Linked DNA regions of Mus musculus: regions 2, 3 and 4 are each linked to region 1. A link is a loop called in an ENCODE intact Hi-C map of the cell type or tissue named here. Cell type or tissue: heart. All regions are shown on one strand. Each heading gives the region's core, and the rest is flanking DNA. Links, peaks and the distances in the headings are about the cores only.

Region 1 (7,838 bases), core at 2,427-6,426:
TTGGCTTATCGGGTTCTCACTCGTCAAGTGGGGAAACAAGGTGGTTAAGGAGAGAATAAAATAAGTTTTTCCTGTCACTGGTATTCAGGACACAGTAATGAGTACAAGGGCATGTGTGTGTATAGACACACTCATACACACATGCACACACTTATACACACACAGACAAACACACTCATACATGCATGCATGCATGTGTGCATGTATACACACACACACCCCTCTGGGGTGGGAGTCTGCTAGGAACAAGGAAAGGACAGTCAGATGCCAGTTCCTTAGGAGACAGACCAGAGGGACACTTGGAGTCTGTGGGCCAGGGGAATCTGAGAAAGCTTACAGGTGGAGTTTTGCTTACACCAAGAGGCTCCCACCCCAGAGCCAGGTCTTGCCCCACCATGCTGGGTAGAAGCTTTCCTGGGAGGCACAGCCAGTTCAGGGAGCATGGAGTTGTCCGAACGCCACAAAGTAAAGCTGGGCCCAAGGTTTCTGACCCAGTGAGTAGCATTCCGAGAGGCCTGAAGCCTGAAAGGCCTGCGGAACCCCAGGTATCTGAGACCCCAGGCTTCACAATGACTTGGGTTGAGTGGCTACAGCCTCTGGATTCTTCTCAGACCCCTGCCTGGGCCTGTCCTGCAGCCTCTGATACTCCCGTTGGGGGCACAAAGGAAAGTTGAGTTGGGGGTTAAGGGTTGGGAGGGGAAGCCTACAGCTGAGCTGGGGGCCTGGGAAATTTGAGCCCAGCCACAGGCGGCCACAGGCAGGAGAAAGCCTGCTGAGCCCTAGCCCAGCCTCCCCAGCAGTCCCAGGATTAGCTCAGCAGCCTTCACTGTGCCCTGGACATCTGTAGTCTGCTCCCCTATCTCCCAGGTTCATGGAGGTGAAGGAGCCAAGGGACAGCTGTGTCTTAGAGCCTAAGACTAAGAGAATCCAGCAATGGCAGTGGAGCTGTCTGGCCTCGGTCCAGAAAGGCCCTCCCCCTTCCCCTTGCTTATGAGCCCCAAGGAACTTGGATGAGGAGGAGAGGAAGAGCAACAACACTTGTGTAGCTCACCAGACACAGGGGCACTGAGGGCCCCTTACCTCATTCTCAAAACTGTCACAAGGCTACCAGCACTTGTTGCCTTAGCTTAGAAGACTGGCTCAGAGGGGTTAAGGAACTTGCCTTGAGTAACCCAGTGGAAGTGTCAGGATAAAAATCCAGGTTAAAAGCAGTCTACTTCTGAATCTTGAAGCCCATTTGGACCCCAAAGAATGAGAAGGCAGTAGCAGGTTGCCCTGTTTGCTGACTGAGAGCTTTTGGTGACCCTGACTACATCATTGGGTGGCATGCTGAGACAAGAGGCTTTGTGAAGGTGGCTGGATGATCTGTCCCATGGATCTGGCATCAGTTGAGAAGGTCACAAGTAGAGAACTCAGCTGGAAAAATAGAGGCAATTCGGCTTAGAGAAGTCTTTGAGGAGGACGGATTGTTGATGGCCTAGTACAGACTCACCAGCATGGGGACCCAGTTCAGCCAGGATAGGTTAAGTTTTGCTACAATAACAAACAATCCCCACATTTCATTGGCTTCCACAACTCTTTGTTTCCTGTTCCTGCTACTCATTCAAAACAGGTCAGCACAGGGAACAGGGTGGGGGCAGGGGGCTGCTGTGCATTCTGCTAGCTCATGGATTCAGGCCAAATCAAGCTTCATCCAGACAGTCCTCCCCATATTTTGGCAGAGCTAAAACTGCACACTAGCTTTTAAAACTTTAGCCTAGTTTTTACTGGCCAAAGGAAGTCACACAGTGTATTAGCCAGCTTTTATTCACTGGAAAAACATCTGATATAACTGAGAGAATAGTTTTATTTTGGCCTGTGGTTGGTTAGCATCATTGCTTGGGCCTATGTTGAGGTTGTACCATGGCAGAAGTATGTTGGAGAGGAGAATACTACTCATCCCATGTTAGCTGGGAGAAAGGACCAGGGTCCCAATATTCTCCAAGGCCATACCCTGTCCTAGTTAAGTTTTTCATTGCTGTGAAGAGACACCATGACCACAGCCACTCTTATAAAGGAAGTTTCACTAGGACTGGCTTAAAGTTTCAGAAGCTTAGTCCATTGTCATCGTGGTGGGAAGTATGGTGGCACACAGGCAGACGTGGTGCTGGAGAAGGAGCTGAGTGTTCTACATCTGGATTGGCCGGCATCAAGAAGAGAGAATGACACTGGGCCTGCATTGATTTTCTGAGATCTCAAAGCCCACCCTAGTGATACACTTCCTCCAAGAAGGCCACACTCATCCCAACAATGCCACATCTCCAATAATACCACTCCCTGTGTGTGTGTGTGTGGGGGGGGGCGGGGGGCATTTTCATTCAGGCCAATGGGACTTCCAACTTGGCCTCACCTATTAAAGATCCCACCACCTCCCAATCGTGCCCAGACCATATTACCACTTACCAAAACCACAGCCAGGGAAATATCTAACTTGATGCTGAACATAAGCATACATGCACCCTATCCTGCCACTGCTCAGAAGCAGACAGGAATGTCTCATGGATAACAACAATGACTACCATAGAGCCAAAGGGGCAACAGGAAAGGATGTGGGGGGAGGCACATTTCAGCATGATCTTCCCGGAAAGCAGCGTCTGTCAACGGCAGTTGGTAGATGCACCACGGGAAAGTACTAGAAGGTTCTTCATGGTCAGCGGAAGTTGGGATGAGGGCTTTACAGCCAGAAGTAGTTATGTCCAGTCCCTATTCTTCCCTCTTTCTTTCTTTTTTCTTTCCTTCTTTCTTTTCTTCCTTCCTTCCTTCCTTCCTTCCTTCCTTCCTTCCTTCCTTCCTCCCTCCCTCTCTCTCTCTCTCTCTTTCTTTCTTTCTTTCTTTCTTTCTTTCTTTCTTTCTTTCTTTCTTTTTTTTTAAAAGATTTGTTATTTATTTTATGTATGTAAGTACACTATCGCTGTCTTCAGACACACCAGAAGAGGGCATCGGAACCCATTACAGATGGTTGTGAGCCACCATGTGGTTGCTGCGAATTGAACTCAGGACCTCTGGAAGGCCAGTCAGTGCTCTTAACTGCTGAGCCATCTCTCCAGGCCCCCTGTTCTTTCTTAATGGCCATTGCTATGTGCAGACTATTTACCAGCTCTTGGCTCTCACCTCTTCTCCACAATGTGGGAATGAGACATCCAGTAGATTGCTGTGGAGACTAAATGAGATACTATTTTTAAAAAATGCCCGTACCATCCTCTACACCTGGCAAATCCTCCCCAAATCCATTGTGTTTCTTGTTGTTTCTATTTCTACCCCAGATCCCATGACCTTGCCCCTCCCAGAATCCTTGACTGCATCCTTTCTTCAGCATCTCACATCCCTAAGACATTATAGTCAGCAGCCAGGGCAAGGCAAGGAAAAAACTGCATTCTGGCCAAGAACACTAATTTTTCTGCACTTCTGCCCCATGGGTTGGTGAGGTTGGAACCTTCTCTGTGAAGCTTCTGATTTCTTATCCACTCCTATCTCCAGATGTTCTTCTCTTCCCATGGTCTAGACGCCTGCGAAGCAGCTACCTTGTTTATCTTATCTTCAGGTCTTCCCTGACAGTCACTGATCCAACATAGACCTCTGTGGTTTTTTTTTTTTCCCCATATAAATGGAGCCTTTATGTAAGAGCTTTTTGTGTGCAGCCGACTGCTATATCTGTGGCAGATTCGGATGAGAGGTTTCCCTGCTCCGCTCCTATCTAACACATCACTACTATCTGTTTCTTGTCACTCGGCAGACTTTTCTGCTTGCAAATGTGGGCTCTTTAATTTCTGATATAAAACTGTCCATACTCAGACCCTTCCCATAAATTTGAATGGTCCATTTGGGAGACATCAAGAGATGTGGTGTGGGCCAAAAGGGGGGGGGGGCACAGAAGCACAGAGGAAGGGCGGGACTTAAGGAAGCCTAGCCTAGCCTACTTACTCCTCACAAACTCGCTGCAGCTCGCCGAGGTTGGTCTGCAGTACCGGTTTTGGACAGTAGGGGAGGACCAGCGACTGTGCCCGGGATGCCTCGCTGGGCTGATGAGGGTTTCAAGCTTCTCCCCTAGGTCCGTTTGTGCTGCAAGGGGTGACAGGGTTCTGGGCTCTCAGCTCAACTCTCTCCGTCTTCCAGGAGGCTCCTTTCCAAAAGTGCTGTTGCAACTGCGGCTTCCGCTTCTGTTCCCTAGAACTGTCTCATCCGAATGCCTTACCTCCCAGGGTGTGGGCTCTTGCAAAGAAATCCGTGTATTTAATACTCAGAGCTTGTGTGTCTCATGAAAGGATAGCCTGGCAATCCCAGATTCAAGGTTGTCCATGATCTCAGTCCTCGGTACCTTTCCACCCATTTTCTCATATGTGCGGCAAATAAAAGGCCTGTCACTTGGGAAAGCAGGTGATTTCTAGCTGTCTCTGGCTCCCATCATCCCGTTAAGGATCCTGCAGTAAAGAAGCCTGCACCAGACAATTAACCTAGCATTTCCCCAAATTATTTAACAAGCAAGGCTATTTCCTCATGTTAGCACCTTACATCTCATGTAATGGAGTGACCACCTCTAGGTCTGACCTCATGGTCCCCCCATTATCAGGCTCTGGCGCCCCTCAGCTCCAGATCTCAGTGGCCCATCTAACATGGGTCTTCTTGGGGCTCTAGCATCAGACAGCCCTCCTTAATATGCCACTTTCGGTGATTTTTGATGTTCTAGTTCCGGGCATCTCAGTTACAGTGTCTGCTCTCTTGGCTCTCTCGGTTCTGTGTGCAGCAAAAGTCCCAGGTCTCCAAAGAAGTCCTCTAAGGAACAAGAGGAGCTCACCTTAACTCCTAAGAATCCAACGCACTCTGTAGCTCAATTCCCAGCAGGTACCCCCCCCCCCACACACACACCATTAGCACTGTCTTGGGCAGAGTAGAATACAGGCTTGCTTGCCGCTGCCCTGGGCCCAGAGTGAACTTCAGGGCTTAGTGGGAATCAAAGCCTGCTGGAGCGAGTCAGAGGCTACCTGGATTTCTACTTGCCCCCAGCCGGCACAGTGGTTCCAAGAGTTAGGATGCGTCCTTTGAAAGTTCATGTGTCAGAAACTCAAGCTTCAGTCACATGTTCGTGGCATTTTAGAGTTGGAACATTTAGCAAGTAGTGAGGATTAGGAAAGCTCACGAGGGGGAGGCCTCGGGATGGCATTCAAGTTTATATGTCAAAATGAAGAGTGCAGAAGCTGGCACGGGAGCTGCCTCACCACAATGCACTCTGCCATGCTGGGACTCATCACAAGTACCCCAGCAGACTCCAGTACTGTGCTCTGGATTCCCTAGACTCCAAAATGCTAGCCAGACAAATCGTTATACTTTATAAATTCAATTGTTTGCTGTTCCTTTATAGAAATAGAAAATAGACCAAGTTAGCCTGTAAATGTGCTGAATATCTGATCCAGATGAAGTGCACAATAGGATCCTAACTTTTTATTTTAATGGTTTAAAATGTTCACTTTTTATCATTATTATTACTATTATTGTGTGTGTGATATGTGCGTGTGAATGTGAAGTGTGTGTGTGAGTGTGAGCATGCTCATGGAGGTCAGAGGGCAACTTTTGGGTGTTGGTTCTCTCCTTCCATCATGAAATCCAAGAATGAAATTCAGGTCATGGGGTCTGTGCTCAACCTAGCGAATCTTACCACTGGCCCACATCTTAAAACTTTTACTTGCTAATGTGCTTATATATCTATCATCTGTGCTACAGGTTTCACCAAGTGTAGTTCTTGGAGCCTTTGAATGGGAGCCATCTATCATTGAGTCAAATGATTTTAAGACAAAAAGTAATGATACGTGGTTTTATTTAACTATTAAAACATGTAAAAGCAACAGAAATTATGAAAAAGGGGACTGGGGAGATGGCTCAGCAGTTAAGAGCACTGACTGCTCTTCCAGAGGTCCTAAGTTTAATTCCAGGCAACCACATGGTGGGTGGCTCACAATCACCTGTAATGGGATCAGATGCCCTCTTCTGGTGTGTCTGAAGACAGCAACAGTGTACTCATATACATAAAATAAATAAATAATTCTATTTTAAAAATTACGAAAAAGGAAAGACTTTCTAATAAATTTAACCTTGCAAAGTTTGTTATATTGTCATCATTAAAAAAAAATTCTGCATAAGCAAATAAAAACTTTACCATACCAGCTTGCAACCTTGGGCCAGGGTCTGGGGATTAAGATATGTGTACACCTGTTGTGGTACAGGTCCAACCAGTACCATGTTACAACCACACTGCAAGGCTGATCACTAGTTATGGACTTCTCTAAGCATTTTGTGTTATATGAAGACTGATATTTTATATTTTTGGAAGCTATTATCTCTCTCTCTCTCTCTCTCTCTCTCTCTCTCTCTGTGTGTGTGTGTGTGTGTGTGTGTGTGTGTGTGTGTGTGTGTGTATGTGTGTGTGTGTGTGTGTATGTGTGTGTGTGTGCAGGTGCCTGCAGAACTCAGAGGAACCTCCTCAGGCTACACACACACACACACACACACACACACACACACACACACACAAGGCCTGGAACCTGGAACCTTTGGGCAGCTGTAGGCACTATCTTCAAGCAGTGTCATCTGGATGGTGAAGGGCAGCCATCTCCACAGTAGGAAGAATGAGGCTCTCCTCTGTGCAGAAGATGAGTCTGAAGGTCAGGACATCATCGTTATGTCTTTAAGGGAATAGTCGGTGCTTTTAACTGCTGAGCCATCTCACTAGCCCCTCATCTAGTTTCTTAAGGAACAAATTTATGCAAGGTTTACATTGCAGAACACCATTTATGTAAAAACATTTTTCTCTGTTTTCTTCACAGCTGTATATGCTCAGTCTACCATCTCATGTAGTCCAAATAATTTTTTATTCCTCAAGACTATTTTGAACTCAGTTATACCAAAAAGACCTGATTAAATGTCAAGCACATTACACTTAAAATTATTATTTTCACTTAAATATGGTAACTCTCTATACTGATGACTATCCAAGTTCCATCCAGTATTTAAACACTCACTTGTTTCCTATAGTTAAACATCTCTGAACCCCGAAATATCCTTTCTGTGCCCTCTGGCTCAGAAAAGGATATTTTTAAAATATCCACTGGCTCTTTTTAAAGTCTTAGAAGATCAACATATTTTTTTTAATGACGTAGCCTGAAGTCAACTACTCCGAGACTATGTCCCTCTTCATCCTCCCTCTGATCTCTGTGCCTGCTTCTGATGTATGTTGATTTGTGGTCTCACCGAATCATCAATATTCGGTTGTCCATCTGTCTATCCAGCTTACTGTCTCATTTGCCAGACTGAACTCCTCAAAGAGAAGTCTTCATGCGGTCACCCAAGCCCGGGCCATCAGGCATTTGGCAGCATGTGGCCAGGGAATGGCTGGAGTGTGTGCACTTCCGAGGATGCTAAGCTGCCGGGTTGGTGGCCTGAGGACCAAATCCTGGCCACGGGCCTGACAGCGGTGGAGGAGGCTACTCCATTAGGTCCCTGTGGGACTCTCCCAGGCCTGCCCGGTGGACTCTGCCACCCTTGCTTTCCTCCCTCATCCCAAGGCTTATCTGCAAATCTCAGCACTCCCCAAGGCATGTTCAAGAGCCAAGTGGAGCCTTCCATCTGGATCGAATTAAATGGCTGGAAGACTTATGTCTTGGAGTCAGCAGGGCTGGAGGAAGACTTTCAGAGAGAAACCTGACCTTCTTCCTCCGAGAACTAACTGAAAAGAAAAACAATGAGCTGGTGAGAGCCGTCCGTCCGTCCGCCCGCAGGGGTAGAGATCGTGAGGAATGAATGATAGAGCA
Region 2 (7,838 bases), core at 2,495-6,494, 54 kb after region 1:
TGTTCATGGTCTTTTCAGGGGTCCACAGAAATGGTTCTACCTTATGTGGTTTAAGACCATGAAAGGGAGGAGACATGATCATCATCAGCATCACCACCACCACCACCATCATCATCACCATGATGTAATTAGACTCTAGCCTGAATAGCCACACTAACACAGTTAGAAAATATAATTTTAAGTAACTTATGAAGGAAGGCCACACAAAAGAAAAAGTCTATGGACATAAAAGTCATCAGGTAGCCCTAAGAGGAACTGGCGGCTGCTTACAATTGGATGGTCTTGCTGATTTCAGGAAACTTCACCCAGGGTCTCCATGCTACCAGGAAGGATCCTGATGCTGGACAGGGAGTCCATTAGAAAAGGGGAAAGAGCCTTGACTTCATAGCTAAAAGGCCAAGTTCAAGTCATTGTTCTATATGTTGCTCTGCTGTGCAACACTGCATAAGTTGCCTAACCTGTCTGGGTTACTTTTCCACATCTGCAATTTGACCTTGCACTTCTGTGCAAGGACCCAGTGTCCTTTCTTTAGGTCCCCCCTCTTCCCAGCGTGGCAGCTGCCCTTCAAGCCTTGAACCGCCCTCACTCCCAATCCTTTCTTGATGAGTAGTGGTCCTTGTGTTGGGGGAGGTCCGGTGGGGGATTGTCACCTGTGCCTCCATGTCCAGCTGAGGGCTGGAGCCCAGGGGAGCACGGGTCTGAGTCAGCATGCCTGCTAATGTGATCCAGATGTCAGACGGAGCAAAACCGTCACCCCCACCCAGCTGGCAGCTCCGGTTTCTTGGAGATTGCAAAAGAAAAAAGGAAAATAGAGCAGAGAGAGACTCAGATCCCAGAACAGCTGAAATCTTAGGATGTAAATAGTTTCAGAGTCTTGCTAGGAGGTCATTGACCTTCTGCCTACCCTGCCTGGCCTGCCCTGTGCCTCCTACCACAGGCCAGAGGCACCAGTCCCTGAGGGCTTGGGTGTTTAAAGGCGATAAGCAGAGCTGAAGGTCCATAGCTGACCCTAGCCTGTGCTGGCAATCCTCTCATTCCAGACCTGACCTCTCAGCAGGTTTGTTCTTCTCTGGGGTCTGAGTGGGTGGAACTGCCCAGGGGACAGATGGAGAGGGACCACGGATCTGTGGGGTTTCCCCCAAAGAACTCAGGCTAAGGTCTGGAAGTTCCTTACAGCCGCCAAGCTGAGAGGCACGGAGTGCTGAAGGGAGGTGCCCTGTTGAGTGGCCCCAGGCTGGCCCTTCCCTAGGCGTGTGAGCGCCTCCCATAGGAAGGGACAGACAAGGGAAAGCTCTCAGGCTGAAATGTTTAAAGCCTCCATGCATGCCAGAGCTGCTGTAGCTTGGACTTGGGGTGAGCTCAAGTCGGTCTCGAGGGCTCATGTGTGGCAAGCTTGGTTCTCACAGTGTTGACGGGTAAAGTGAGAAACGCTGGACGGGCCTTTAAGAGGTGGGGTCTCGTGGGAGGTGGCTAAGTCATTGAAAGGAAAGGAGGTAACTCCTCCAGGACCCTGGCTAGGTTGTCATGAGAAAGCAAGCTTCTTCCTCTTAGTCCTCTTAGTCTTCCTAGTGTTGGTGGCCTTCTCCATAGGAGCTCCAAAGGACTTGATGTTAGGACTTTTAGCCAAAACTGTGTGTTACACAAACCCATTTCCTTTGGGAAGTATGGACCTCGGGTATTTTATTACAGCAATAGAAAGCAGAAAGGAGCACTAGCGAGCTGGTAGGGAAACTGAGGCGTTCCCACAGAGCCTGAGCTAAGATCGCTCTACGAAAAGATCTATGGCGGGGAGGAGGTAGGGAGGAGGGGGGGCCAGAAGAAGGGAAGGGAGGAAGGAGGAAGAAGAGGAAGGAGGAGGGGGGAGCAGGAGGAGGAGGAAGAGGGGGTAATCACCATTCAGTGATTCCCAGGAGGGAATCTGGGCTGGGGGTAGGTGGCAGGTGGCAGAGGGGAGTGTCTCTCCTGTGGGGACCTGAGCTATCCTGCTCTAGCACCTGGCACAGTACTTGGAATGCCACCGGAGCCTAGGGAATGTTCTCAGGAACATGGCTCGGAGCCTTGACTGCTGCTTGGCCCAGTCTCATGGGTCCTGGTGTTGGGAGGTGACAGGACTGATGTTCATCCTGGCCTTCCCTTCCTCCCTCCTCTCTGGGATCCCCCCTCCTCCCCTGCTGCCTCATACCATGCCAGTGTGGCCTCTTTCCAGCTGTGAGCCTCTGGGAAAGTGAGCCAGTCTTTCCAGGTCTTGTTTCCTCCGATTTCTAGTAAAGACACTGAAAAGTCCTGCCCCAAAGCATGCTGGGAGCCGCTATTTATCTGAAGCTCCCCCCACACTCTCTGAACTTGAACGAAGTCTGTTAGTGGGTGTTGTTATTTTTAGGCTGCAGGTCAGCTCTTACAAACTGGTTTGGGGTGGCCCCAAAAGTCTGGAGTGTGCCTCAGAGCTGTGGGGGTCACCAGAGGGCTCTGGGCCTCTCCTCTTACCCTCTGTCCACGGAAGGGGCTAATTCAGGGATGGGCTATAGGGGGCTAGGTGACAAGGCTGTTTCTTTGGGGGCTTGGGAGGAACAGGGGAGAGTCCCAAGAACTTGGGACCACGCGAGGAACTTTCTGAAAGGGGCTCAGGGAATCTCTTCTGTCCAGGGTGGTACTCCAGGGAAAGGCTCGGGGCAGCACAGCTGTCAGCTCCTGCTGGCTCCCATGGAGGGACGGACTTGTCAGGTCCTCACCCTACCTAGCACAGACAAGAGGGGACAGCTGCAGAGGCAGCATGGGAGTGTGGAGAAAGAGGGGTGTGGTGCAGGGCACGTGACCGGAAGGAGCTAGCTGTGGACCCGGTTTCACATCCTCAGCTGGTGGTTCTCTTTTTAAGCATCATACAGGACAAGAAGGAGCTCCCAGTGTTTCCATGACCAGTGAGGGCTTCATCTCCTAGACCCTGAGGGATGGGGATGAGGGCAGAGCCTGGGAAGGAAGGCTCATGCCTCAGCCTTGAGCAACTTGCAAAGCCTGGAGAACAGAGTGCTGAAACAAAGCCACAGCGCACCATCCCCATCACAAGGTGTCTGACACAGCTGCTGTTCTCTCGAGGTTTAGAAATCCAGTAATCGAGCCTGGAGGGTTCACCAAATGGTTTACCTTAGGCTCGGGCTGGGGCCACCCCTTAGCTGTGCGGCTGCGTGGCTAATGGCGGTGGCAGACACATACGGGAGGTTGTGAGTGATTCAGTACAGAACAGGGAGAGAGGCAAGGGCTTGCTCTTGTCACATGGCTTGTGTTTATCTTGGGACTGTTCAAGGATGAGCTGGCGCTGAAGGCCCAGGGTTCTCAAAGAGCTATCCCGAACTGGACGCAGCCTTTAGCTTTGTGCTTGCCCACTGCATAGCCTTGGCTGGGGCTGGGTTCCAGTGCCTTGCCGAGTGCAGTGGGGTATGTGGGCCACACTGCCTCTCCCTTACTTGGCCTCCTCTAGCACTTGGTGTGCAGCTGCTCTTAGAAGCTTTGTTGTTGCTCTTGAAGCCGTTGGCCCCAGAGCCTTATCCACCCTCGCTGGTAAACTGAGACTGGGACTAGAGCAAGACTCCTGAGATATAACCGACACTGGACCCTCCTCTTGCCTTCCCATTGTCTCCAACGGCTGTTGAGCCTATATTCTTGGGGACACACTCATGCACACACACATATAAATATGCACACACACAGACATGTGCATACACATATGCACACACATATACATGCACATGCATACACACGTGCGCACACACACACACACACATACAGGTGCATACACACATGGACACACTCAGTGTTTCCCCAGCTGCTAAGCCCTGCCTCACACTGCACCCCATTGCCTTAACTCAGCCGCTTCCCTCCCGCTCCCTTCAGATCCTAACTTGAGCCGGCCTCTCTTGGGACTCGTCCCCAGCCGTCCCATGCCTGTGAGAACCTGGCCTTATGGCTGGGCTGATTCCTGTTCCCTTCAGCTTCTCACTGGCTTAAGCTCCAGAAGGCCAGCAGGTCCTCTAGAATCTGCTGGAGAGCGAGGAGACCTGAGGTGAAGACAGGACAGGAAGTTGGTTGCTAGGTAGGGCTGCTCATTGCCCTGTGTCTGGTTCTGACCAGCTTCAAGGGAGTTTAGAGGCAGGATAGTCAACTGGGTGACCCTGAATGAGTCTCATGCCCTTGCCATGCCTCAGTTTTCCCTTCTGTATAATGGTTCCATGGACACACATCCAGCCCGTCCCTTGGGGCTTCTGTGAGAATCGTCTGAGCTGACAAGTTACAGACGAAAGGAAACCCAGATAAGCAAAATTGAAGGGCCTAAAAAGGAGTGACTGTTCTGGATATCAGCAGGCTAGCCTGGAGTGTGGCCCTTGAGCCAGCTGCTGCTTTGAGAGACTTAGAAAAGCAAGCTGGGGTTGACAGTATGGCTCAGTGGCAGAGCTCTTGCCTAGCACGGGATCAGTTTCAAGCGGCAGCAGGGTGGATGTGATCTCAAGCCTTCTGGGTCACTCCTGTCCACACCAGAGTTCAGGAGCCACTGTCCCTCAGCACAGTGACCCCTACTGTCCTTGTGGAGTCAGCAGCATGTGCCTTCCCTCTCCAGCCTGGTGGGACCTTGCCTAGGAATCCCCACCTTGCTATAGTAGCTACCTTGCTCGTCTGCTTAGGATCCAGAGGCATTGGGTGAAATGGAGCAAAGAGCTGGCAGCCCTGGTGAGGCTGCTCCGATTGTCTGGGGAGTCAGCAAGGCCTGTCAGGGCTGGGGCAGAGCAGGCAGAGCTGGGGAGCACCCTCAGCTGGGTGCAGGAAGCTCCGGCTTCCTCTAAGCAAACCAAGGGCGTTTATTTCTGCCCAGGCAATCACTATCTATACCAGACACAGCAAAAGGGCCAAATCACAGCTGGAGTGTTTGGGTTAGACAGAGGACAGGACTTTCTAATCGGTCAGGAACACACCAGGAAGGACACTGAGGGCCTCCATCCCCTGAAATGCAGTGCGAAGTCCACAGCAGACTCTGTCCAGCCTCCTGCTCTGAGACACTTTATCACTGTGATGTAACACTGTCATGTACAAACGCCATGCTGAACACCATGCACGGAACTGAGTTGTAAATATAAACACACATACACACTCACATTAAGTAAATTAACGGGGTTTTGTGTTGGTCTGCATTCAAAGCTATTCTGGGGTGTGTGCACCTCACAGGTTGGCTGGACATTCCTAGAGCTCTAGACAAGAGAGGCCACATCATTTGTCTAAGTTCACAGCTAAGCCCAGACTGTCACAGCAGAAGTCCTGGATTTTAACTGCTGTTTTCAAAGCCTCTCTTTATAACAGGCCTCCTGAGTGAGGACTGGCATTAAGGACCCTGGTGACCCTCCTGGAGGTTGTTTGGTAGGCACTGCACGTAAGTGGGGCCAAAGGCTGTCTTGGAGCCTAGAAGAAGATCTCTCTCTCTCTCTCTCTCTCTCTCTTTCTCACTCCCTCCCTCCCTCTCTCCCCCCCCCACCCCCTCTCTCTGAGGCAACTGAATCCCTAAAGCCAAAGGGGTCTAAAGAGGGTACAAGGAAAGGTTTAGGGGACCTGAGCCTGATATGGAGACTGGGAGACACTTCTGTGTGTCCTTGGCCTAGTTGCTTGTAGTCTCTGTTTCCCTATAACAGGAAAGAGGGGTGGAACCCAATCACATCCCTCTGGGACTTCCCCTTAGGGGTGCCTGGGATGTTTTGTCCTGTTTATTTGGGGGTGCTGCAGGTGTTGGCTGGGACATAGACTTGTCTGCATGTTCATTAAATGATGGTGACGGACAGCTGAGCAAAATACGGTACCCAGTGTGAAATGGCATGGTGTCCTGGTGGGAGCATCTGCAGGTGAGCAAGCTCCAAGTCCTCCTCAGGTCCCAGGGCTCCTGCTTCCTCATGCCAGTGCTTCATCCCAGAATCTTGGTCCGTGCGGCCATAGAGCTTGTGACTTGGAAACAGGCTTCCTTCCAGGTGGCTCTGGCTGGTGGGCTTTGGGTTGTGTGTTTGGGTTGTGTGGTTTCAGATCTGAGGGTCTCTGATCCGTCCATAGCTGAGTTCGGCTTTCTAAGCCTCACACGGGTATCTGGGTTCTCAGGGGCTCTCATTCTGGGGAGGAAGCCTCTTGCCTGAGCATAGTGTGCATTACTGTCCCCATTCTAGAGTCTAAGACATGGTGCTGTTGTAGCCTTAGCTCTGGCAGAGTCTACACTCAGCAACTCTGCAATGGTCCGCCAGTCCCTCTAGACCAATGGCTACTGGAGCCAGGAGTCTGGACTTAGTCTTCTTTTTTTTTTAAGATTTTATTTATTATATATGCAAGTACACTGTAGCTGTCTTCAGACACTCCAGAAGAGGGAGTCAGATCTCATTACAGATGGTTGTGAGCCATCATGTGGTTGCTGGGAATTGAACTCAGGACCTTCAGAAGAGCAGTCAGTGCTCTTAACCCCTGATCCATCGCTCCAGCCCCCGCCTTTGTCTTCTTGAGGTGAAACAGTGAGCTGTATGAACCTGGACACAGGCCATTCTTTCCTGCCTTGGGGGACAGTGAATTGGGGAGAGCAGGACCCTGTAGAACTCCTGGCTCCACCCCCAACACTGCCGCAGGAGGAGTCAAAGCTAGAGGAGAGAAAAGGCACCTCCCATCACACAGCAGGGACAGCGGTGCGGGCACCGGAAGCATCTCTTGGTTATGTTTTGCATCGGTACATCTCACAGCAGAGCTCTTGGTGCCCAGAGTAGCAGATTAGGCATAGTAGATAGCATGAGGGGCTATCACATGCAAAGACCCTTCAGTCTCTGTGCTGACAAACACCCCGATTCCAGACGGAGAACAGAGACCTAGCAGGGGATGAATCGCTTAGTAAGAGTGGTAGCCTGTCTTCCAGCTGTTATGGCATGGGCCTTTCCAGTCAGCCCGGCCTAGGCCTGGCTTTTTGTATGGAACCATCTTGTTACTATAGGACCCAAATGACCTTCGGTCCCTCTAAGGTAACAGAGAGCATTCCAGCAGTGTGTACTTACCGTCTATAGCCTAGAGACTACACCAAGCCTAGGAGGGCTCTCTCTAACCCTAGGCCATTTCCAAGCCTAAGGGCTGGTGCCCCACTATACTCCCTCTATCCCCACTTCAGCTATGCTAGAATGTCAAGCCTGACACAGAATGTCACTTGTGTCCCTCACTCTGTGTGACCTTGAAAAATGCCCCTGCATCTCTCTGGTTTCTTCCATGAGGAGGGACAGCAGAGTATGGCTGACAGAATGGCCACAAGGATTAGTCAAGATCCTGTAAGGACAAAGCTGGCACACCGAGAAGGGGGCAGAGGCTGCCCACGTGCCTGCCAGCTTATCAATCTTGGCACAAAGCCTGCCTTGGAGAGAGAGCTTGTATTTGCTGAGCGAGACTGGGTGGCCACCCTTACAGCCACTTTAGGAGTGAAATTATGCTTTTCAGAAAACTAGGCACATTGGTAATGTGAAGATGCTGATGGCGATGATGATGGTAGTGACGGTCATGCTGCTGCTGATATAGTGATGAGGTGGTAGTGGTAATGATGGGGTTGGCACTACCATTGATGGTGGTGGTGGTAATAACAGTGGTAGTGATGGCAGGGATGCTAATAGTGATAATGATGATGGTGGTGATGATGGTGATGATGGAGGTGGTGGGAGTCATAATTGTGATGATGGCTACTCTAAGTGAAATTCCAACCATGTGTGTGCCAAGCATTTGCTTTCAACGAGCCAGTCTCTGTCCTCATTGATGATAGGGTGATGCCAACCTAAGACTCAGAGAGAGGCAGACATTCCTCT
Region 3 (7,838 bases), core at 1,745-5,744, 74 kb after region 1:
GTAAAAGGCCGTAGGTCCCTCTGGGGAAGAACTGGAGAAAGGGTAACAGCAAAACCTTTGAGTGTCTTATCAAGATCCTTCCTCAGAGGAACCTGGCCACCCCTTCATTCAAGGGGTTCCGGATCTGCAAACTGTCTCAAGTCTGGAAATTGATTCACTGGCCGAGATTGCTGTTTACCACGATCTAATGTAGCCTTTCTTTCATTTGTTTGAGAATTTTTCTGCTTATACAGATCAAACAAATATGCAGTAGGCTTCCTATGTATTTCATTCCTGGAAACACCATGATTGATTAGCCAGTACCAAAGGTCCAAGCGAGTCATGCCATTATAAATTTCACCTCTCCTGTGCTGACCATTACTGGGTATGTTATTATAAACATTCTTTTGTCTACGCTGTCCATTATAATAACTAGGATCACCTTGTCTCCGGCGATTCAATGCTGCCACCTGGCCCTTGTTACCTCGGGATCCAACTAAACCCAGTGAATTTAATTCATCTAATTGAGCAGAAGCATCTCCAATGCTAAGATCTGGCACAAGGAAAAAGGGAAAGAACAAAACCCTTCAAATGTGCTGGTGCCCCTCTCACCAATTTGCGTCTTATAGAGCTGGTGAAAGGCATATCTTCTGGACCTTCCCATTGTGGACAATTATGCTTTACACAATATATCCACTCTAGCATTGCAATTTCCCTAAGTCTTAAAATCCCTTCATTAACACTAAGCCATGGAATATCAGGCATCTCCAAGTCATTTCCAGTAGGCCATCTTTTGATAAACACCTCAGCCAACCATTCAAACAAACTTTTGACACCTTTTTTAACTATGCGAGCTTCCGTATTAAACCTAGAATCTCTACTCAGAGGACCCATGTCAATAAACTCAGCCTGCTCTAGTTTTATGTTCCTTCCACCCTTATCCCACACCCTTAAAATCCATTCCCACACATATTCACCAGGTTTCTGCTTGAATGAATTAGCAAACTCATTAAGCTCCTTAGTAGTGTAGCGAATTTCCTCATGGACTATACTTTCTACCTCCCCTCTAGGAGCCTGTTTTGCTTTGAGTCTGGTTACAGGTCTAGAAGAAACTATTGGTGGGCCGTGAGCAGACTCTGCAAAATTAATTTCCTCATGTGGGGAAGGCATTATTTCAAGAGGTGGGGCTGAGGGTACTACTTCCTCAGGTGGGGCAAACCCTTGAGAATCTGAGGATTCAAAATTCTCAGCTTCAACATGGTCTTCCCACACATCCCCATCCCATGTTGTAGGATCCCATTCTTTGCCAATTAGAGCCCTTACTTTAACTGTCGACACACTCTGAGGCTGAGACTTGAATTTTCGCTGTAGTTCAGCCAACCTTACAATGAGAGTTTCTGTTTGATTTTCTGCAACTTGAGCTCTATTGCTACAAGAGAGAAGATTCTCCTCAAGGACACACTTAGCAACTTTTAGATCGTTTACTTGTGTCTGGAGCCTTTCGATTTTATCACACAACTCCTTCCTTTCATTCATCATTTTTTCCACAGATACTAAGAGCAGCCAGCCAGTAAAATCATTTTTCGATTTTTTCCCCATCTTGTAGAAAGCTTTGTGCACTGAATCACCTAATTCATTAAGAAAATCAAGGGCATTAGCTTCTTTAAGTTCGGAATATAGTTTCAACCATGGGTCTTCAAAATTCTCTGAGCTCCCAGGAGGGAGAGAATCTGGAGAGGTTTCAATAGTTGAAAGTGCTGGTGGATCAACAAGCCAATTCCAGAATTTTAAAAGATTCATCCTTGTACTTCTGTTACTCTAGAACCACTCCTGGTACCAACTTCTGTATTAGTCAGGGTTCTCTAGAGTCACAGAACTTATGGATAGTCTCTAGATAATAAAGGAATTTATTGATGACTTACAGTCGGCAGCCCAATTCCCAACAATTGTTCAGTCGCAGCTGTGAATGGAAGTCCAAGGATCTAGCAGTTACTCAGTCTCACGCAGCAAGCAGGCGAAGGAGCAAGAGCTCGAGCTAGACTCCCTTCTTCCAATGTCCTTATATTGTCTCCAGCAGAAGGTGTAGCCCAGATTAAAGGTGTGTCCCACCACACCTTTAATCCCAGATGAAAGGCGTAGCCCAGATTAAAGGTGTGTTCCTTAAACTCGGAGATTCAATCTTCTGGAATCCATAGCCACTATGGCTTAAGATCTTCAAACCAAGATCCAGATAAGGATCTCCAAGCCTCCAGATAAGGGTCACTGGTGAGCCTTCCAATTCCGAATTGTAGTTCATTCCAAATATTGTCAAGTTGACAACCAGGAATAGCCACTACATGATTGTACTCTTGTTTTCTCGGCCATTTCGGGGAAAGGCCAGGCACTGGGTGGAAAGGGTCACACTGGAGTCAGTGAGTAGGGTTCAAGTCTTGGTTTCTCAGGAGCGGGGCCCTGTGCAGGTGCCTGGGCCGCCCATGACAACTATTTGCTTTCTTGCAGCAGAAAGGGGCTGTGGAGGGGCAAGCTAGGAATTACTGGCTCGTGGTAATGCTCACTGACGGTTAGGGTCTCTTCCAGAGCCCCAATCCCTCTCACTGGGCAGACAAAGAAACAGGCTCCGAGAAGGGCCTGAAAGAGCCTAACATCACATCTGTTTCCCAGCGCTTCTTTACTTGGAACTGAAGGGCTCAGGAGAGGCAGGAGGGAGCGAAAGAGGAAGGGCTCGCAGTGACAAGTCCTGGCCTCCAGGGAAAGCCATCGAGCCTTACAGAACCCTGGCTGGGTGAGTTTGTGGTCAGCCCTCTTGCCTCTTTAGCTTGACCATAGGAAGTCCATGTCGGATCCCAAGACCCATGGCTGGTACCCCCAAGGCCAGGGCCACCTCAGCAGCCAGTCTGCATGAGAGCACACAGACAGTGCAGGCCAGGGCTGGCTGGAAGCCCATCTGTTCTTAATTTCCTCTCCCTGTCCCTCTGGCTCTGGCTAGAGTGTCTCATCTGGGTGCATGGAACCAACTCGGGGTTTCATGAGGAGGCTATCCAAGGGGCTGCATGAGGCTGAAATGATGGACGTCCAGGGAGGTGAGTGACCCTGCCCAGAGTCTACCTACGCTATTCCGGAAACAGGGAAACTGAGGCCTAGAGAGACCTGTGACAGTAGTAACCACTTCCTGTTTCTCACCACCCGGGCATGATGGGTTCTCTGTGCTGTTCTGGCACATCCCACAGAAGTTCAGAAAGTCCTGGCAGACAGCTAGATCCAACCATTTGGTCGGCGTAGCCTTCAGACACTGCGCCCATCTTCAAGGCTGGATTCATCAACCCTAGGCAGCTGGAGGTGAGGCCCTCGGCTATTATTCAGAAAAGTATCCAGCCCAAATTCAGAATAGGCATCCCACCCTGCTGCCTGTTCCTGCGAACAGCAGCTTTGTCATGCTCCACCCGAGGCACCAGTGGCTATTGTGGCTGACATCTCTGCAAAGAAGGGACCGTGAGGGGACCAAGCTTACTCAAGAATGACTCACTCTGTAGGGACTTCAGATAGGGGTCTCAGACAAGGATGACTTCCTGCCTGGATGACGTAGCTCTGCAGATCATGGTCCAACAGAACCAGCAGCCAGAGTGGCCCAGTGCCCTCTCCACTGTCCACACCTGCAGGGATAACAGTAGGGACTAATGTGAAAGAAGTCACCTTTGATTCCAAAGGGGTCCCACTGCCTTCCAGGCGCCCCCTGGTGGGCAGGGCGGGTAATCGCCATTGCTTTCCTTCAAGTTGCGCTTGCTTGGTGCGGAGAGCATGCATTTATTAGGGCAGAGTCTGAGCAGAAACGAATGCATCTGCAGACCCATGCCCTGCAGGCAGATTCTGAAGCCTAGCGTGTTCCCTTGGTCTGTTTCTCATGTGTTTTCCCTTTTCACAGTGTGCCATCCCTTACCCTCCCTTCCCTCAAGCACTTTCCCAAACATCTAGCAATACTCACTATAACTTTAAAAAGTACACTGGGGGTTGTCCCATTCCCAGGTCTTCATTGCCCCAAATCCTGTGGCAGTGAGATCATTGCAAATGCTTTGGGTCTGTATTTCTGATCATAAGGCCATTTTTTAAGATGACTATTAGTAATGGATCAGGAGACACCTGACCAGCCTCTGCTCCCGTCAGCATCTGACTGTGGCTTTCTCTTCATAATCTGCCTCAGGGGCCTTCCCTAGCCCTCAGAGTTACCAGGCTCGACTTCCTGACCAGGGCAAAGGTCCCCTTGGCAAGCTTCCTGATGGTTGTTTTCCCAGCTCTGCTTGCATTGCCTGAGGGATGGAGGGACTCACTACCTCCCAGTCCTTCTGATGGAAGGCTAAGACAACCTCATTCTGATGGGTGAATATTCCGAGGTGGAAGCTCCTTCCCCTCCTCTCTCTTCCTTTCCAGCTCTGCCCATCACACACCAGTGTGGCCTCCTGCCTCTCGGGCTGCCTTTCTGCTACTGTTCCAGACACAGTCTTAAGGCTGGAAAGGCCTTCCTTCCCCAGCTCTGTCCTGCATCCCTCCTGGGCTATCTGTCAAATCTCCTGGCTTCTATGGTACCTAGGACCCGTTTGTGATACCGAGGGTGGGGTGGGGTGGGGTGGGGGGGGCGGGGGGGGGTAGCTCCTGGGAGCCACAGAGCCATGCCTGAGCTCTTGGCAGATGTATTCCCCCGTGTGGGTGGGATAAAGGGAGTAGGCAGCCAAGGTCAGGAAAGCCTGCTGGGGCCTGGCAGCCTGCTTGGCTAAGTGGTAACCCCTGCAGAGCTGTCTGTTGACATTTATGAGAAGAGTCCAGGCCTCTGCAGGGAGGAGGCCAGGGGAGGCAGTTTGTTAAACTGCCTTCTCTCTGGGCTCTGGGCCCTGCCCTCACTGGTCAGTATAAACAATGTCAGGACAGAGCCTTCCAGGAAGTGCCTCCTTGAAGCTGCCCGCCTGCTGGCCTGTGTCCCTCTCTCCACTGCTTCTGAAACTTGCCCTGTACGCCACCTCTGCCCCTGCAGGAGGGCACAGGAATACCTGCTTGCTTTGCGCGCGCGCGCGCGCGCACACACACACACACACACACACACACACACACACACACACACCATGATATCTCTGCCAAGCCACAGCAGGAGGAAGAGCCTCCTGAGCCTTGCTTTCAGTATGTGGATGTTCTTGGGCCTCCTGCTCTTACCCTGAATCTTCAGTTTCATCAGCTGTCCTATAGTTTTCTGTAGTGGGAGGCTCGACAGGCTGTAAACCCTGAGAACAAAGCCCAGGACACATGCTTGGTCTTGTCTCTCCTTCCTTGTCCTCTGTTGGCATGTGTCCAAGCTTCTGCAGCCTTCTTTTTGAGTTTTTGAGGGTCCTTATGGAAGAATATTCCAGAAGATGAAGACACCTCACTCCTCTTTCTTCGATGGCTTGCTAGTCTCCCTATGTGCAATCCTTGGGATAGAGGACTACACCGGCTGCCAGGCTGTCATCTCATTTCTAAAATATTCTTTGGATTTTTCCCAGGCCTCAGCCCCTCCCTCTGCCTTAAACACCAATGGTCACTGATCGAGAGTGTGTTGCATGTGCCTGGTCTGAGCTGAGCACCTGCAAGGGTATCAGGTCTGCAGCTCGGGCCCTTGATCAGCATCTGGTGCCCAGATGCAGAAACAGGCAGAGATACCAAAGGGCTTGTAGGTGACCAGGTAGCAACAGGTCCAGCCGGCTTGTGATTTAGGAATCTGACCCTGGAGTCCAGGATCTGAGCTTGTCCTATGGGACAAAGGCATCAGGGAGCTGCCAGCATCTGGCCCGTCAGTGATATGGCACATCTGGGCCTATCGGAAGCCAGGCATCCCAGCCCTGGGTACCTGTCAGACGGCTCCACAAAGACCATGTTAAAACTTTGAGCTGTGGCTCAGCTCCTTTCATTTCCTATCCATCTGCCTGTTTCTCTCTTTGGTTACAATCTACACCTCATTACTTTTGTGGTGCTTCTAACTCTGAATCAGACACCCTGAGACCAAAGTTCACAGTTTATTTCAAATCCTGACTAGGATGCCATGTCTTGCTCAGATGTGCTAGGATGAATTGATACCCACTTCTGCCCTTTGGCCTAGATATGGTAGATAAGCCTCAGGTCTTGAGGGCTCTCTGAGCAAGACTAGATATGCAGAACCAGATGCCAGAGCCAGCCTGCTGGGGACAGGCCCTCTTCCTCCACCAGCTAAGGAAAATCTCAAAGCTACCAGTGGTGAGACACCTACTTATTTGTAGGTGTGTGTGTGTGTGTGTGTGTGCTTGCACACATGTATGTATAACTGCATGCATGCATATGTGGTATGCATGTGAATATGGAAGTCAGAGGACAACCCAAGTGCTATCTGTCTTTCTTTTGAGACGGGTTTTTAATTCCACTGGAGCTTCACCAAGTACGCCAAAGAACAAGCACTTCCAGGTTAGGCTCTGCCTAACCACACCAGACTAACTTACGTGGGTTCCTGGTCAGATTCAGGTCTGCACGCTTACAGGGCAGACATTTTATCAATGAAGCCACTTCCCCAGCCCCATCAACCCCTCAACAGCGTTGGCAGACACCTTTGGAAACGGACACAGGAGAGCACAGGCACACGGTGCCTTGTTTGTGGATGACAGAGAGCAAGTGGGCTGTGGATACAGGCAGCTCAAAGCCAGGGTACTGGGTACTGGGTTCTGGGTGCTGGGTGCTGGTGGAGAAAGTGGCCTCAGAAGGACTCAGAAAACCTGCAAACCAGGTAGCTAAAGAGCTCAGCCTCAGAGGCGCCCTCTTGTCCAAAGTGCATAGAACACCTCAGACTCTGTGGGGTGCATCTCTTACAACATGGCTCCCTCTTGGGTCTTCCCAGGGCTCATAGTGAACCTGAAGTCACAGTGACATCAAGCAGGTGGCCCAAAAATCAGCACTGTGTGGTGCTTACTTTCCAAGTTTTGATGTTCACACCAATCTCCCTTTTGTTATTCTGTCTGAACTCTAGTCAGATACCACCTAGTGGTGTGCATGACTTCTGGGGAAAACAAAAACAAAAACAAAACAAACAAACCACTGACCACTCATAAGTAATAGAAATGATTATCTTATGGACTGGTACTACTTCAGGTTAGCAAATAGTAGTGCCAATAACCCTATTTTACCTTGTGTACCACATGCTGCTCTTGGGGCTTATCTGTATCATCTCCTTTAATACTCGGAGCACTCTTTTAAAAGGTTTTATTGCAGTATTAGTTTCTCTCTCTCTCTCTCTCTCTCTCTCTCTCTGTATACATACATACCACAGCATGCATATGGGGGTCAAAGGACAACTTGTGGAAGTTGGTTCTCTCCACCATGTGGGTCCTGAGGATTGAACTCAAGTCAATGAGAATTGGCAGCAAAGGCCTTTACCCACTGAGCCCTCTCACCTTGTCCAAGATCACAGAACTAGGATGTGGATCAGAGTCTGCTTTTTTTTGAGACAGGGTTTCTCTGTGTAGCCCTCACTCTGTAGACCAGGCTGGCCTCAAACTCAGAGATCTGTCTGCTTCTACCTCCATCCGGAGTCCTAGAATTAAAGGTGTGTGCCACCACCTCCCAGCTCAGAGTCTGCCTTTGACCTCTATACCATTTCCTAAGTGGCAGTCACTCCGGGAGTTACCATGGCAACGATCATCCCACAGCCCCAGCTTTCTGAACCTGGTAGAGGTTGTCAGAATTCAGGTTCTGGGATGGCTCGATGGGTAAAGTGCTTGCTGCACAGCATGTGGATCTGAGTTTAATCTCTGGTACCCACAGAAAGAGCTGGCGGGGGTGGCACCTGCCTTTAATCCCAGCACAGGGGAGATAAGACA
Region 4 (7,838 bases), core at 1,699-5,698, 93 kb after region 1:
ACATTGGTCTGAATGTGTCCTTGGGTTCTTAAAGATCCCCTGGGTGCACTGTGCCCCTTGAGCATCACTTGGTTTGAGGAGTCCCCTTATGGCCCTGGCAGCAGGGGTAGGGAGGTGTTGACAGATGGACTGAGTATTGGTACCGTCTGTGAGGGGTTAGTGAGGAGGGGCCTCCAGCACCGCTTCGGGAGCATCCAGTCCCTGGCTGGAGCCAACCCACCATGTGAGACTACTGCTGCCTGGTGGGCAGGGGATGGGGAAGAAAATGGGAAATCCCAATTCTGAGTTTTAATATCCAGATTGCTAAATTTAAACAGGTCAAAGTGCATGTGTGTGGGTGAGCTCCTGCCTCCAGACTGTGGCCTCCAGACAGAGCTGAGAAAACCAGAGGGGACAAGGGGACAGGACAGCAAAAAACACAGACGACTAACTCCAGAAGCAAGACCCGTATCTGATTTGGGTTGTAGGGTGAACCCTGGAAGCCACGGAGCCCTCTTCTTCAGAGTAACATAAAGAGAATTTCCACTTATCATCGGGTGTGTAAATGTCAGGCAGGCTGCGGTCTGCTTGGATAGTCAGTATCAGTTTGGCCAGGCAGGTGAGTGAAGGGGACCCCACAGAGCAGAGTAAGCAAAGGACAGGGTGACTTGTGTGTGCAGCTCCATAGTTGGTCACTTGCCAACTGCTGGGACCTCAACTACTAGTTGCCTGAGAGCTCCCTGTCCTCTGCAGGGCTGCCTTCTAGGCCAGCCGTGCCTCCCCCACTTCATCCATCTCTCTGAGGCGCCACTCCCTCAGCGTACTATCCAGATAAAGGAGACCAGTGAACATGAGTCCCAGCAGCTGCCTGGCAGTAAGGCAGGCCCAGGGGAGATGACCTCTTGGTCCCACTGTCTGCAGCTTAGCCAGCAACACTTAGCTCAGGAGTGGGAACAATTGCCTGATGGAGTGGGAAGAGGAGTAAGCCTTGAACCCAGGGCCCCTGTGCTATCTGCTCACTCGGAGCCCAGCCTGAAGCTTCCATGTTGGCTTTCAGTTGTCTGGCTCAGCCTTCTCCCAACATGTCCCCCATCAAGCCCCAATGTGTGTGTGTGTGTGTGTGTGTGTGTGTGTGTGTGTGTGCGCGCGCGCGCACTTTGGTGCTTTAAGACACACACACACACACACCCAACACACACACACAAAACCAAACTCAAAGCAAACACAGGCTGGATTTTGACACTTCCCCAATCCGTGGAAATCAATAATTTCCCTGGACAGGAAGGCTTTCCGTTACAGAGGCAATAGCCACTAAGGGGCCTAGAAGAGAGCAGCAGCCACTAAAGAAGAGATTTTGGAGGGATGTGAGAAGCCAGCCCAGCTTCAGGAACAAGCTAGGGTACCCAGAAAGTTCCTGATGTCACCAACTGGGCTTGTGGCAGAGGCAGGATTTGATCCTCAAGTTGTCCCCTCCCTCCCAGACTCTGGCAGCTCTCTGGGCTTTCTAGTCTCACAAATCCTTCTACTAGTCCTAAGGGGAGCTGAAGTGGAGGGAAATATGCCAATGGGGCCAGCGGAGCAACTGAGGCTGGAGGGTCCGGATACCTACAACTGTGCTGGGGTCTCAGTTACCATCTTCTTTGGGGCCAGGCTTGGCCCCCTGATATTGAGTTAGATCCACTGTAAGATGAGCAGCCAGGCCCCACTGGTGTCCAGGTGTCCTGACCCCAGTTCTCTATGGCCTGAAAGTACCAAGGTTGGGCATCCAAACAGACCCTGGCTAACCAAGGTGCTTGCGCCTGGCCCCCTGGCAGGTAGAGGAGCAGCTGAGGTGGAGAAGGGCGATGGCTGAGGGAGGGTGGGCTTGCCTCTCAGGGAGTTAAGCCTGCTGAATGTTCCCTCACAGCTCTGGCCAGAGCTAGGAACAGCCTGTCCTGGGCTCAGGGCCCCTTCATACTACCTCCCTCATCTATCCAGATGCTGGAGTCCCAGGGGAGGTGTTAGAGGTCTTGGCTCCCCTGCCCTACCCTCACTCCCACCCCTCCCCCACTTGTATGCACAAACACACAAAACTCACACAGCAGGCCAGCTAGCTGCCTGCAGCAGTCTGAGAGCCCTTGGGGGTGGGGGGTGGGATGGTACACTTCTCTGGTGGTGGTGGGGCTCGATGAGGGTGGGGTCTAGCCCCCAGGATGTCCAGGAAAGCTTTACCCTTCCCCCCTTGACCAGTGCTTTCTCACAGGAGTGACGGAGCTTCAGAGCATAAGGGAAATGAACTTCCTGTGGGCCCACAGGCCTTAAGTCCCTCATCAGCAGAGGGAGATCTGAGATGGGGACAAGAGCCAGCCCTGGGCCCTGAGCCCAGGCACAGCCACAAGTTTCCTCCACAGTTGAAGGAATCCTGTTTTCTGTGATGTCACTTCGGTCACGGTCACATCTACTGGATACTGGAGTGTCCTGGCCCAAATTAGACAACTCATGGCCTTGGTATTTGGGGGTAGGGAGCTCTGAAGAGAGACTGGTAAACAGACGGCAGTGACTCTCTGGTAACAGGTTGGGTGTGCTGTCCTCTCCATCTCTGTGCCCACTCCTGGGTCAGAGGTGAACTCCAAGGGAAGCCGGGCCAAATGGGTCCAGGGTGGCAGAGGGGCAGGGAGTGAGGTGTGCCAGATACCAGACTTCCTACTTCATACACATCATCTCTTTTGCTCCTTGAAGTAACTCGTGGGGGTCGGGGGGTAAGAGGAAGTAGTCACCTAGAGGAAGCTAAGGTTCCAAGAGGCCGAGGGACTCGAAAAGCCCCTTTCTACAACCTCTCAGGGTTGCTCCAGGAAAACCCACAGAACTCAGGGCTCCTTCCCAGGCAGCCCGGAATTCCACTGGCCTTTCCCAGGCTCCATGCACCCTGTTCTGACCCCATGACCCTTCACTTGTCCTGTCCACTGGCAGGCCATCTTCCTGCCTTGCTCAGGGAAGAACGAACCTGGGACCTGTCAGCTTTCTTTGGCCCATGGGTTGTTCCTCTCTCTTTGCCAGGCACACACCCTGTTAATTCCATTCTCTCTGCCTGATTCCCTGTTGGGTTTTAGCAAAGCCCAGCATGTCATAGAGACTTCAAACTATGTTCCTTGCTCTTCCACCACACACATGCCAGCCCAGAATTTCCTGTGCTTTGGGAGTTGAGGGGTGTGTGTGTGTGTGTGTGTGTGTGTTTCCCCTTTTGTACTAACTAGCTGGTCTTTTGCTGTCCTCTGGTGGCTGAATCTGAGAGCTGCCATTTCCTGCAGGCAGGCGAATTTAATCTGTAAGAGATTTCCTCCTTTTCCTTATGGAAATGTACGAATGTGCGTGTAAGTGCTCTCAGGTTGTACCTGACCCTCCCTTTTGTAACCTCATTATCTTCATCATCACCTGCCTCAGCAAACAGATCTCTCTCACTTGTCTAGCCAATAGCAGTGTTCCTTTGATGGGTACTCTGTCAGCAGAAGGCCCTGGGGAGAGACCCTTTGCCACCCTCTTGTCCCCTCAGATACTGCCTTCCTTGTCCAAACAATTGCGCTGTTTCCGTTTCCTGCTGGGTCCCAGCTTGTACCAGGAGTGGTATCAGGATTCCGGAGTGCGGTTATGCATTTGGACTTGAAGGAATAGCTGGAGTGCCTGCCAGTGAGAAATGGCATACTAGCACTCCACAGCAGGCAGTGACATCACAATTAATCATGGTATCCTAGGATGACACCTAGGTGATAAGAATGTACCTTGAGAGACCAGCTGTCTGTGACACTTGACCATATGACAGTAAGGATGACCAAAAGGACAGTGATGAGTGAGCTCTTTTGAGGATGCTTGATTGATTACCAAAAGAAAATGAAACTTGTATGCCCTTCAGTTCTCAGTACGAGCTATAGACTGAGGGCGCAAAATCTTCTGTGACAGGAAAAGACGCTCGCACACACTGGGCTGACTGCACTAAACATGAGTGATGGTAACCGTCCCAGGTTTTCTTGTCCCAGGTCTTCTTGTCCCAGGTCTTCTCGTCCCAGGTCTTCTCGTCCCGGGTCTTCTCGTCCCGTCCCGGGTCTCAGCACCAACTCTTACACGCGTTCTCGCGACCGGCCAGGAAGAACGCAACAAACCGGAATCTTCTGCGGCAAAGCTTTATTGCTTACATTTTCAGGAGCCAGAGAGCCAGAGAGCAAGAGAGAGAAAAGGAACAAGAACAAGAAAGCAAGAGAGAGAAAAAGAACAAGAACAAGAAAGCAAGAGAGAGAAAAAGAACAAGAAAGCAAGAGAGAGAAAAAGCAAGAACAAGAGAGAGAAAAAGAATGGCAAAACCCCGTCCCTTTTAAGGAGAATTATCCTCCGCCTAGGACGTATTACTTCCTGATTGGCTGCAGCCCATTGGCCCAGTTGTCATCACGAGAAAGGCAGAACACATGGCGGGAAAATTGCCCCTGCACGTGTGCAGATTATGTTTACCACTTAGAACACAGCTGTCAGCGCCATCTTGTAATGGCAAATGTGAGGGCGGCTTCCCACACATGAGACAAACCCATAATTGTGGAGGTGGCTGCACCCTTGTTGTTGTTTGAATTTACAGTCTTGTCAAGAATTTCCTGCGAAAGAACATAAAGGATGGGACCCTAAAGTTTGGAATGGGAACATGTGCATGGATCCAACAACCAACCCAACCCTCAAGTTCCGGTCCCTCCCTCACCCACCTGTGCCTGAGGAGAACTGATTGCTTTGTGTAAAAATACCATAACTAGGCTGGAGAGATGGCTCAGCAGTTAGAGGCTCTTGCTGCCCTTACAGAGGGAGGACCCAGGTTCATTTCCCAGCACCCATATCAGGCAACTTACAACTGTTTGGTAACTTTAGTTCCTGGGAATCTCGCATCTGCAGGCACTTTCACACATGTAGTGTCCGCACGTACACGCATCCCCGCCAGCACATAAATCTTTGTTTTTAAATACCATGATAAGCTTATGTGGGTCAGACACTTTGAAAAAGGACACTGACACACACACACACACACACACACACACACACACACAACACACACACAGAGAGAGAGAGAAAGAGAGAGAGAGAGAGAGAGAGAGAGAGAGAGCCCATAAGTAGACCAAATATTCTGTCCAGAAGGACAGAAGAATCCCAGAGGAAGCATCTCCCATACTAAAAGAATTAGAAGACCCTGCTAAGACATATTTCTAGTAGGAAACAGTTCACATTCCATACAATTCACACATCAAATGGTTGTTAATGTGGTCATGGTCATGTGTAATCATGCCCAGAGCCAAGTGTTTTCAACATTGTGTAAGGAACGCTCCTCACAGGGACTGGAGCCATGCCTCAGCAGGTGTTTGTTGCGCTTGCAGAGAACCTGAACTCAGTTCCCAACACCCACATCTGCTGGCTCAAAACTGCCAGCAACTCTGGCTCTTGGGCACCTGACACCCCTCTTTTGGCTTCCAAAGATACTCACACACCCATAGGCTGTTGTAAGAATGTTTACCCAGGGAATAACTAAATAACACCTTCTCTCCTCTCCTCCCCTCTCCTCTCCTCCCCTCCACTCCCCTCCCCTCTCCTCTCCTCCCCTCCACTCCCCTCCCCTCCCCTCCCCCTCCCCTCTCCTCCCCTCTCCTCTCCTCTCCTTCTGTAACCCCCATGACAAACCAGATTTTGATTCCACCAAAGACCTCCTGGTGGAACCAACCCATTTCTACGGCAGAGAAATTATGGACAGGAGCCAGGGTGACCCAAAGCAGCCACACTGAAAGGTCTTTGTCAACACTGATGGTTTTCCTGTGGCTTCAGAGATGGAGGTCCCCTTCTAGTCCTCGACAGCCTATACCCCAGTTCTTTCCTGAGACCCAAAGCCATGTACAATTAGAGTAGAGCTGCACACAACCAGCTGGATAGGGAAAGCAGCTGGATAGTCAGAAAAAGGTCCCATGTCTCCTCTGCCCCCTCCTCCTATAATGGGGTGTCAATAAGCCCAGCTATGACAATCTTTCCTAAGTGGTACAGCTGAACTGTAGGACATTTTTGTCCTGAACTTTTACTCAGAATTAGTAACATGCTTAAACAGCCATACAACTTTTTTTTTTTTTTTTGGTTTTTCGAGACAGGATTTCTCTGTGTAGCCCTGGCTGTCCTGGAACTCACTCTGTAGACCAGGCTGGCCTCGAACTCAGAAATTCGCCTGCCTCTGCCTCCTGAGTGCTGGGATTAAAGGCATGTGCCACCAACGCCCGGCGCCATACAACTTTTTGTATGCATACATGTTTTCATTCCCCTTGGGTAAATGGTGACTCTGTCTAACCATCCGAGGAACTGCGTCCACATCCTTACAAACACTTGGTACTATCTGACTTTTTATATTACACATCCCAGCGGGTGTGAAGTAGCCCGTGGTAGTCTTCATCTGCATTTCTCTGATGACTAATGATTTGCAGTGTCTCCTCAGGTGCTTAATGGCCAGTTATATCTCTTTAAAAACATTTATCTGTTGTGTATGTGTGTTATAAGCACACAGATGTCATACAACACATGCCTGAAGGTCAAAGACGACTGCTGGAGTCAGTTCTTCCATCACATAGGTCTTTTTTTTTTAAAGATTTATTTATTTTTATTATATGTAAGTACACTGTAGTTGTCTTCAGACACTCCAGAAGAGGGAGTCAGATCTCATTACGGATGGTTGTGAGCCACCATGTAGTTGCTGGGATTTGAACTTCGGACCTTCAGAAGAGCAGTTGGGTGCTCTTACCCACTGAGCCATCTCACCAGCCCCCATCACATAGGTCTTATGGACCAGAGTTAAGTCATCAGGCTTGGTGGCAAGGCTTTACCTGTAGAGCCCCCTCGCCAGCCCTCACCTCACCATTTTTATCTCAAAAAGACACCATATTCCAATACACACACCTCTGGCCCCTCTAATCCTTCTGTTTCATCTTCCACATGTTCCTTGAGCCTAGTGGGGAGACAGTGAAATACAGATGCACCATTTAAGGACGCACAGTCCAGCGCCATCTGTTCTCTGTACTCTGGCCAGTTGTGAGTCTCAATTAACTGACATCCTTTATGACTGCGCAAAGAGGCTTCGCTGATGAGGGCTGAGGCTCGCCCTTGCCCATGGGTGTAAGGATAAGTATTTAGAGGGCAACTTGATACTATGCCTCTGTGTTTTGTAAATGTTTCTTCTGTCCCCTTCAAAGCCCTGTAACTTTGGGGTCTTATCCTAATAGTGTGTGTACATGAAGTTACACTGTTATATTCATTGATCTTTCTGATGTTAAACCAGCCTAGCATTCCTGAATTAAAACACAGTTGGTTTTGTACTCAGTAGGCTCCAGCTGGGCTATGTTATAGTTCAGTGATAGAATGCTTATCTAAGGCCTTGAGTTTGGTCCCCAGTACAAGACACACACACACACACACACACACACACACACGCACACGCACACGCACACGCACATGCACATGCACACTAAATAAATGACTCAAGAGCGAAGTGCTTTTTATTGTGTCCTTCAGCATGCACCCAGCAATCCAGCTATTTGAGAAGCTGAAGCTAATCGGTCTCTTCAGTGCAGGAGTTAAAACCAGCTCAGGCAGCAGAGTGAGATCCAGCCTCAAGCAAGCAGCTCAGGCTCTGTATGCGCTCCCGGGATCCTGCGAGTCCCAGGCTTTAGGCTTTAGTGCACCTATGAAACATCTGCAGAATTGCTTTTCGTGAAGCGAAATCTTGCAGAACCCAGATGTGGTTCTCAGCCTTCCTAACGCTGTGACCCTTTAATACAGTTCCTCATACTGTGGTGCCCGCCCCCTCGCCCAACAATAAAGATATTTCT

Evidence for each region. A loop is a pair of places that touch in the nucleus more often than their neighbours do. Peaks named below come from ENCODE experiments on the same cell type or tissue, not always from the same donor. Only the 100,000 strongest peaks of a DNase experiment are listed, where the experiment ranks them.
Region 2: it touches region 1 in a loop (3-fold over the local background); 8 of 42 quality-filtered maps call a loop at or near these places.
Region 3: it touches region 1 in a loop (6-fold over the local background); 20 of 42 quality-filtered maps call a loop at or near these places.
Region 4: it touches region 1 in a loop (4-fold over the local background); 18 of 42 quality-filtered maps call a loop at or near these places.

The regions. Positions count from the first base shown.
Region 1 is chr14:25,796,562-25,804,399 of GRCm38, reverse strand. No RefSeq gene overlaps it. Among named protein-coding and RNA genes, the nearest start is that of Zcchc24, 31 kb to the right of the region's middle. In heart, for the core only: CTCF peaks have their summits at 4,026 and 6,022 (motif pointing left); a DNase peak (open chromatin) is centred at 4,079.
Region 2 is chr14:25,742,692-25,750,529 of GRCm38, reverse strand. All of the region lies in intron 2 of Zcchc24 (zinc finger, CCHC domain containing 24), which reads left to right. Among named protein-coding and RNA genes, the nearest start is that of Zcchc24, 22 kb to the left of the region's middle. In heart, for the core only: a CTCF peak has its summit at 4,568 (motif pointing left); DNase peaks (open chromatin) are centred at 2,799, 3,949, 4,569, 4,789 and 1 weaker place; H3K27ac peaks cover 1,674 bases.
Region 3 is chr14:25,722,305-25,730,142 of GRCm38, reverse strand. All of the region lies in intron 2 of Zcchc24 (zinc finger, CCHC domain containing 24), which reads left to right. Among named protein-coding and RNA genes, the nearest start is that of Ppifos, 25 kb to the right of the region's middle. In heart, for the core only: CTCF peaks have their summits at 2,731, 3,717 (motif pointing left) and 4,930; DNase peaks (open chromatin) are centred at 2,742, 3,522, 4,252 and 4,822; H3K27ac peaks cover 2,926 bases.
Region 4 is chr14:25,703,189-25,711,026 of GRCm38, reverse strand. It overlaps 1700054O19Rik. Among named protein-coding and RNA genes, the nearest start is that of Ppifos, 5.8 kb to the right of the region's middle. In heart, for the core only: CTCF peaks have their summits at 2,318 and 3,254 (motif pointing left); DNase peaks (open chromatin) are centred at 1,946, 2,346, 3,036 and 3,536; H3K27ac peaks cover 1,530 bases.